Linked DNA regions of Homo sapiens: region 2 is linked to region 1. Evidence: read pairs that join two places in POLR2A ChIA-PET (ENCODE). Cell type or tissue: OCI-LY7. All regions are shown on one strand. Region 1 holds the start of LOC101927297 (a long non-coding RNA gene). Region 2 has its middle 2.2 kb from the start of AMBN.

Region 1 (4,000 bases):
CGATCACGCCACTGCACTCCAGCCTGGGCGACAGAGCGAGACTCCATCTCAAAAAAAAAAAAAAAAAAAAAAGATTTAAGCAGGGGCCAAGAAATGGGAAGTTAAGTTTTGTATATGTTTGATTTGAGGTGTCTGTGAAGCTATTTAAGTGTCTAGATGTCTTCTAGATGGTTTGATATATGGATCTCTTTAGAGAAAGAAATTTTTGATGTCTTTAAAATTCAGTTGAAACGTGGGACCATATTTGATATTTAACTAAAGGCAAATAAAATATAATTTTGGGTTGTTCTGACTTAAGTAACTAGCACACGTGAACTAGTAGACCAAAAGTGTTATACTACCTACCTGCTACTAGAGTTATAGGACTACATATCTCCAGGTGTCAAATTAAAAAGGCTTGGATTGGCTGGGCGCAGTGACTCATGCCTGTAATCCCAGCACTTTGGGAGGCCGAGGCAGGTGCATTGTTTGAGGCCAGGAATTCGAGAGCAGCCTGGCCCACATGGTGAAACCCCATCTCTACTAAAAATACAAAAATTAGCTGGGTGTGGTGGCCCAGACCTGTACTCCTAGCTACTCAGGAGGCTGAGGCAGGAGAATCATTTGAACCTGGGAGGCGGAGGTTGCAGTGAGCCAAGATTGCACCACTGCACTCCAGCCTGGGCAACAGAGTGAGACTCTGTCTCAAAAAAAAAAAAAAAAAAAAAAACCAAGCTCTGTTAAATTTCAATAAGGTATTAGAAATTATTAAAAATGACCTAAGAATTTAATAAGCTATTTGCAAATGTGATCTTGATCTATATCTATTTTGGGTAGAGATATATTATTTATGCTATGAGCAAAGGGGAATCATTGGAGGGTTTTAAACAGGGAAGGATTGGAAAATTGACAGAAGGAAGTTGGTGCAAGATGGTGATAGTCATCAGAGTGATGCGTTTTTGTGTCTAAATCAGGGTCCTGGGAATATGGATATGAAAAGTAGGCAGATCAAGAGCTAAGCATTATGCTAAAGTAATTGTTTATATGTTGTAGCCATGTTCTAGCATATTCCATGCTTTACACTTATCAATTTAATTTTCATCAATCTTGTGAAGTATGTACTACAGTGATGCCCATTTTATAGATGAAACAGAGAAAACAAGATTTTATAACTTGTCAGAGTCCCATTTGCACCCAGGCAATAACTGACTCCACAGCGTTTGCTCTTTTGTTCAGTAGGAAGACTAAGTAGAAGTGTCTCTTAAGACACATCTTTACAGTTGCATCTGATATTTTAAAAATAACTGACTGGATATTCCTCACCACAGATTTATGCTTTCTCGTTATTAGGGAAAATGAACTTAGTATGGCACTTACATATGATGTAAACACTCTGAATAGAAGAGTTAGAACAAGAAAATTGTATTTTCTTACCTACTTTTCCAACTAAATCTTTAGAGTTCCCTTTTGGTGTTCTTTCATATCCTTTTTTGGGGTGCCATCTGATATTGCTCTTTATGAACACCTCTCTGCATCTAGAAAACATTAATATATAAAATTACACACATATGAAGAAAAGTGATAAAGTAATATGCCAGCTGAGTAAAATGGTATACAAGATACAAGATGAATTTATTAGCAATGAAGAAACAAAGTAAAAGAGTGAACAGAATGGAATGACATTTAGACCTACTTGAATTAGTTTGAAAGATTTTAGGGTTTTTTATGAGGATGAACAGGAAGGAAAGAGAAATAAATTTATGGTAAGGAAAATGACAAACTAAAAAAGATTCTGAAACAGGAATTAGCAGATAATATACAGGAAAAGGAAAGCAGACATAATTGACTAGAGCAGAAGCCTCTCCAGAAATCAGAAGTTTTCTTAAAGCAGAGAAGGACCAGACCACTGCAATGGATGAATTGAAGGGAGCATATTCTTTTTGTTTGAGGGGTATCCTGGAAACCTTACTTATTATTGTGTCCCTGGAGAGATTACCATGAAATCTAACCAGATTTTTTTTCAAATGAATTTTTGGAAGTAGGCCCTTTTTAAATTAGGACCTGCCTGGCAGGTGATATGGTGAAGGGAAATAGCTCTGTGTGATGGTCAAACCACTGACATGTAATTTCTCAAACAGCAATTCTATGAAAAACCACTGCAGGTGCAAGTTTATTTAAAAGCTGACCACAACACAGGTGCAATTCTCCTCATAAACATTTAACCACAGAAGGACTACCCTAAAAGTCTATGTGGAAAGCTGTTCGAGAAAAAGAAGTCAATTTTTTGGTTTGTATTTTTTAATTTTTAGTAAGAATTTGGAATGAAGTTTCTTCTTCATATTTTGAGGGTTTTTTTTTTTAAATTCAGCTTTTGCCTCTGTTTTTTTTTTTGAAATGGAGTCTCACTCTGTCGCCCAGGCTGGAGTGCAGTGGCATGATCTTGGCTCACTGCAACCTCTGTATCCCAGGTTCAAGCAATTCTCCTGCCTCAGCTCCCGAGTATCTGGGATTACAGGCATGCGCCATCATTCCCAGCTAATTTTTGTATTTTTAGTAGAGATGGGGTTTCACCATGTTGGCCAGGCTGGTCTTTAACTCCTGACCCCAAATGATCTGCTTGCCTTGGCCTCCCAAAGTGTTGGGATTACAGGCGTGAGCCACTGCACCCAACTGACCAGCTTTTGCCTCCTGATATCTAAATATAAATTTTACATACACTGTGCTTGGATAGAGATCAATATTTGAAGAAACTCTGCATATAAGAACGAAAATGTTTAGGGTTAAAAAATGGCAGTTAGTATTATCAGACATTTAATGAGGTTGGAAGTCACAAAGATTAGGAAGGAGGGTATCAAAGGGTATCAAAGTTGAGTAAAAATGCTCTGTTTGACTTTTAATCATTCAATGCTTATATAATATCAGAAAAAATCATTCAGTGTATATCTCTGCAAAAATAGCTAAATATATATATATTTTTTTGAGACAGAGTCTTGCTTTGTTGCCAAGGCTGGAGTGCAGCGGTGTGATCTTGGGTCACTGCAGCCTCCTCCTGGGTTCAAGTGATTCTCCTGCCTCAGCCTCCCAAGTAGCTGGGACTACAGATGTACTTCACCACACCCAGCTAATTTTTGTATTTTTAGTAGAGCTGGGGTTTTACTACGTTGGCTGGGCTGGTCTCAAACTTCTGACCTCAGGTGATTCATCAACCTCAGCCTCCTGAAGTTCTGGGATTACAGGCATGAGCCACCGTGTTCAGCCAGCTAAAGCATTTTTGTTAGACAAAATCATTTTTGATTATTTCACTTATTTAAATTACAGATTTCTAAGTTTTGTATCATTTCACAAGGTATACATAATCAAAACATCACATTGTGAAATGATTCAGTCTAATCTTTCAATTCCCCCACCCCCAAAAAATGCCAATTAGAAGAAATTTCTCCATATAGATGTGAAAAAATAGTATTAATGGCTCTTGGTATTGTGAGAGGTAAAATGGACTGTAAGTTAAGAGGCTTAGGCTCTCTACCTTTAGCTTTAGAATGACTAAGATTGATTCTGAAGTTCAAAATAGATTCTAAGCTTGTACAATTGAAATGGGGGAAAAGGCCAGGAATGGTGGCTCACGCCTGTAATCCCAGCACTTTGGGAGGCCAAGGTGGGTAGATCACTTGAGGTCAGGAGTTTGAGATGAGCCTGGCCAACATGGTGAAACCCCACCTCTACTGAAAAAGACGAAAATTAGCCAGGTGTGGTGGTTTATGCCTGTAGTTCCAGCTCCTGAGGAGGCTGAGGCAGGATAATCGCTTGAACCCAGGAAGCGGAGGTTGCGGTAAGCCGAGATCATGTCACTGCACTCCATCCTGGGTGACAGAGAGAGACTCCATCTAAAAAAAAAAAAAATGGGGGAAAAAAGTTAATCCTATAAAGTGCATGGTGTTGTTATCTACTATGATTCTCCCCCTCACTCTGCTGCAGCTACAAGTGCCTTCCTTCCTGCTCCTCATCCTGTGTGGGCCAAGCT
Region 2 (4,000 bases), 89 kb after region 1:
CAGTAAAGGAATAATGGACATAGGCTCTGAAGACAATTATTTTGGTGAGCTGGGGAAAATATATGTAAAATAGGTGCAAAACAAAACCTGTTTTGTGCAGGTTTTATCTGCAGATAAAGCTAGTGACCCAATGCTAGCATTCTTCAGGTTTTCACCCTCCTGTTTGTTGTAGTAAAAGAGACTACTGTCCTTCCCCCCAGCACACACAGAGTTTAAAAGAAAACACTAAAATGTTAGATGGAAAATTAATGTGTGTGATTTCTTCCTTGAATTTCCTAGATATTTTCATATCTGGAGATAATTGATTAGAGATAGCCAAGCTTTTGTAAGAAACTACAGTTGGACCCTTTGCAAGAATCAGGTTTACTTCAGGTAAACGTTTGGTGCATTTTAAAAAAAATCTGTGGGGACGGGGACGTAAATCAGAACATTCTCTATGAACCAAATCAATGGGCACAAGTGTCAGTTCACTCTTCAGATAGACACATTCCCAGGCATTAGTATCAAGCCAGGTTAATAAGACATATTTCGATCACTTAAAAGGTTAACGTCAACACAGATTGGTTTTTCTCCGTGAACAGATAATATCTTGGATGTGGATTGAATATTAGCTGCTTTTGTTACTTCTCTGCCCATCCTTGTCTTTCCAAAGTTGTGATTTCAGATATGGTAGGGATAAGCATTTAAGATTAGTTCTGAAGAAGGGATGAGTCAGTACACTCTTTAGGGAAGTAGGGATCTTGTCAATTACAGGGAACATTGAGGAAGCTGGTATTTTGAGAGAAAGCTGTATCCATACCCAAATGTAGGCCTAACAGCTTCAAATAATGTTATCTTAGAAGCTGCTCCTGAAAACCTCTGTGTTCCACTGATACCAGAATTATCTTTAGGATGCAAAGAAATGAAGAATGTGAATGTGTTTTGCAAACAGCAAAATGTTATTGAAATGAAAAGTATTATTTTTCATGCTGTCTCTGGTGCTTGATGCAGTCCCTTAATCTCTTTTGAGCCCCAGTTCCTTCTTCTGTTATGTAAGGATAATAATTAATGACCACAAGCTAGTCTTTTTTTTTTTTGAGACGGAGTCTCGCTGTGTTGCCCAGGCTGGAGTGCAGTGGTGTGATCTCAGCTCACTACAACCTCCGCCTCCTGGGTTCAGGCGACTCTACTGCCTCAGCCTCCTGAGCAGCTACGATTACAGGCCTGCGCCACCATGCCCGGCTAACTTTTTTTGTATTTTTAGTAGAGACAGGGTTTCCCCATGTTGGCCAGGTTGGTCTGAAACTACCGACCTCAGGTGATCCTCCTGTGTTGGCATCCCAAAGTGCTGGGATTACAGGCGTGAGCCACCACGCCCAGCCTGAGCTTGTCTTAAAGATTGGTGAGATGGTGAAGATGCAGCAGCTGCCATTTATTGGGTGCTGAATGAATGAGTTGATTGTCCTTTTGGTAGGAGAAACTACATGAAATATGAGACCACAAGAACTGTGTGTGTGTGTGTGTGTGTGTGTGTGTGTGTGTGTGTGCTGGAGGAGGAGGAGTGCTGGCAGCTAGGTTCATAAGCTCCAAGGAGGTAGAGGAGGGACCTGATGGAGGACATTTTCTCTGTGGAAGTTGATGCTGAATCCATAGGAACGAGCTTCCTAGTTGGCTAAAAAACTGGCAAATAGTGTGTATGTGTGTGTCTTGTAAAGTTTATAAGCGTGATCATGACACACTAATAATGATGTTTTGGTAGGATTCTTATGTTCTGCTTTGCTTTTGAGCCAAATATCCAATATATCATACACACTGTTGCTTCTTCCTTTTTTAAATGTCACACTCCATTCTGGCTTACTGACTTCCAGATGTTTATCTGGTAGTTTATTTCTCCTCCAATATCCTGCACACCAACACTAGACTTATCTTCCTAAAATACTGGTTTTGGCATTTCACTGCCCCACTCAAAAACTATGTAAGGATCTCTAAGGCTGTCATAAAGTTCACCCTCTGTAACTAGACAGTCAATTGAACATTTCAGTTCCTCTTTCCAATCTTGTTTCCCACTTTGCATGAGACAGTGTGTATTCATATTGTAATAATGATTGTAATCAATTGGAGTTGGTTTCATTTTTTCAGCTAATAAACAGTTTTTTGTCAGATTTTATGGGATGTATGTTACTGGGAAAGTTGGTAAATGTAATACTAATATATCCTACAAAAAATTTTCTATTACAATGAAATCTGGAAATTAGTATGAATGTATGAATGAGTTTCTGACAGTGATTATAGATATAAGGAAATTACCATAGCTGATGGAAACCATGTTATGTTGGCCAAGACCATACCTGTATGAAGAAGAATCAGAGAGTCAGTTATAAGAAAATACTTGTGTCTGGAGTACAGCAAAATAAAAAAAAATCTCAAAGTGACAAAAGATGTGAGACACATGAAGAGACATAGGCCATAGAAAAAGTTACAATGAAAAATTTAGAGCAACAAGATCTGGCAGAATATGTTAGTAAAGTGGTTGAGAGCACAGCTGTTTAAATCCCCTCTGTAATACTCACTGGTCATATGACATTGAATGAGCCACTATATAATCTTCATGTAGTTTTTTTTTTTAAAGTTTTTTGAGACGGAGTCTCACTCTGTCATCCAGGCTGGAATGCAGTGGCACGATCTTGGCTCACTGCAACCTCCGCTTCCCAGGTTCCTGCAATTCTCATGCCTCAGCCTCCTGAGTAGCTGGGACTAAGGGCACGCGCCGCCATACCCAGATAATTTTTGTATTTTTAGTAGAGACAGGGTTTCACCATGTTGGGCAGGCTGGTCTGTAACTCCTAGCCTCAAGCGATCTGCCCACCTTGGCCTCCCAAAGTGTTGGGATTACAGGCATGAGCCACTGCACCTGGCCTCCATGTTTTCACTTTATATAAATACATATATTTTATATATATATACACATACACATATATTTTATATATATGTATATATGTATGTATATATGCATATATATGTATATATACATTTTATATATGTATATATGTTATATATGTATATATGTATAAATGTATATATATTTTATATATACATGTATATATAGTATATTTTATATATTATATATACACATATTTTATATATGTGTATATATACATACATATATAACATATATACATATATAACATATACATACATACATAACATATATACATATATGTTATATATGTATATATGTATGTGTATATATTTTATATATGTGTATATATAGTATGTTTTCTATATGTATATATGTGTGTATATATACATATGTTTTATATATATACACATTATATATATATATATAGAGAGAGAGAGAGAGAGAGAGAGAGAGAGAGACAGAGTCTTGGCTCACTGCAACCTTCACCTCCTGGGTTCAAGTGAGTCTTCTGTCTCAGGCTGTCGAGTAGCTGAGATTACAGGCATCCACCACCATGCCCAGCTAATTTTTTGTATTTTTAGTAGAGACGAGGTTTCACCATGTTGGCCTGGCTGGTCACGAACTGCTGACCTCAGGTGATCCACCCACCTCGGCCTCCCAATGTGCTGGGATTACAGGCATGAGCCACTGTGCCCAAGCTCATATAACATTTTTATCTGTGAAATGTGGTCTACCGTAGGTCAGCATTAATTTAATTTAAATACGAAATATAAGGTGCTTAGCACACTAGCTGGTAGCCAAGAAATGTTCAGTGATCATGAGTTATTATCATTCTTGTGGAAATGAAATATGAAGGCTAAAAATCTGCTTCATATTAAAATACTTTCTCAGCTTTATTGAGGTATAATTGATATACAATAATTGCACATATTTAATGTATACATCTTGATGAGTTTAGACATACGCATATACCCTTGATATCAGCATTACAACTAAGGTAATAAACATATGCATTACCTCCAAAAATTTCCTTGTGTTCTTTTGTATGTGTGCTTTTTTATTAAGTAGTAAGAACATTGAACAAGAAATCTGTCCTCTTAA

Evidence for each region. Peaks named below come from ENCODE experiments on the same cell type or tissue, not always from the same donor. Only the 100,000 strongest peaks of a DNase experiment are listed, where the experiment ranks them.
Region 2: POLR2A ChIA-PET joins it to region 1 with 8 read pairs; 3 of 35 experiments call an interaction of 5 or more read pairs at or near these places.

Annotation. Positions count from the first base shown.
Region 1 is chr4:70,676,691-70,680,690 of GRCh38, reverse strand. It overlaps LOC101927297 (a long non-coding RNA gene), which reads right to left and starts at 2,033. Exons shown (of 4, transcript XR_938860.3): 1 at 1,949-2,033; 2 at 1,414-1,514. In OCI-LY7, no CTCF peak of the experiment used is centred here; DNase peaks (open chromatin) are centred at 110, 2,140, 3,132, 3,870 and 1 weaker place; H3K4me3 peaks cover 3,636 bases; H3K27ac peaks cover 4,000 bases.
Region 2 is chr4:70,588,033-70,592,032 of GRCh38, reverse strand. No RefSeq gene overlaps it. Among named protein-coding and RNA genes, the nearest start is that of AMBN, 2.2 kb to the left of the region's middle. In OCI-LY7, no CTCF peak of the experiment used is centred here; a DNase peak (open chromatin) is centred at 1,992.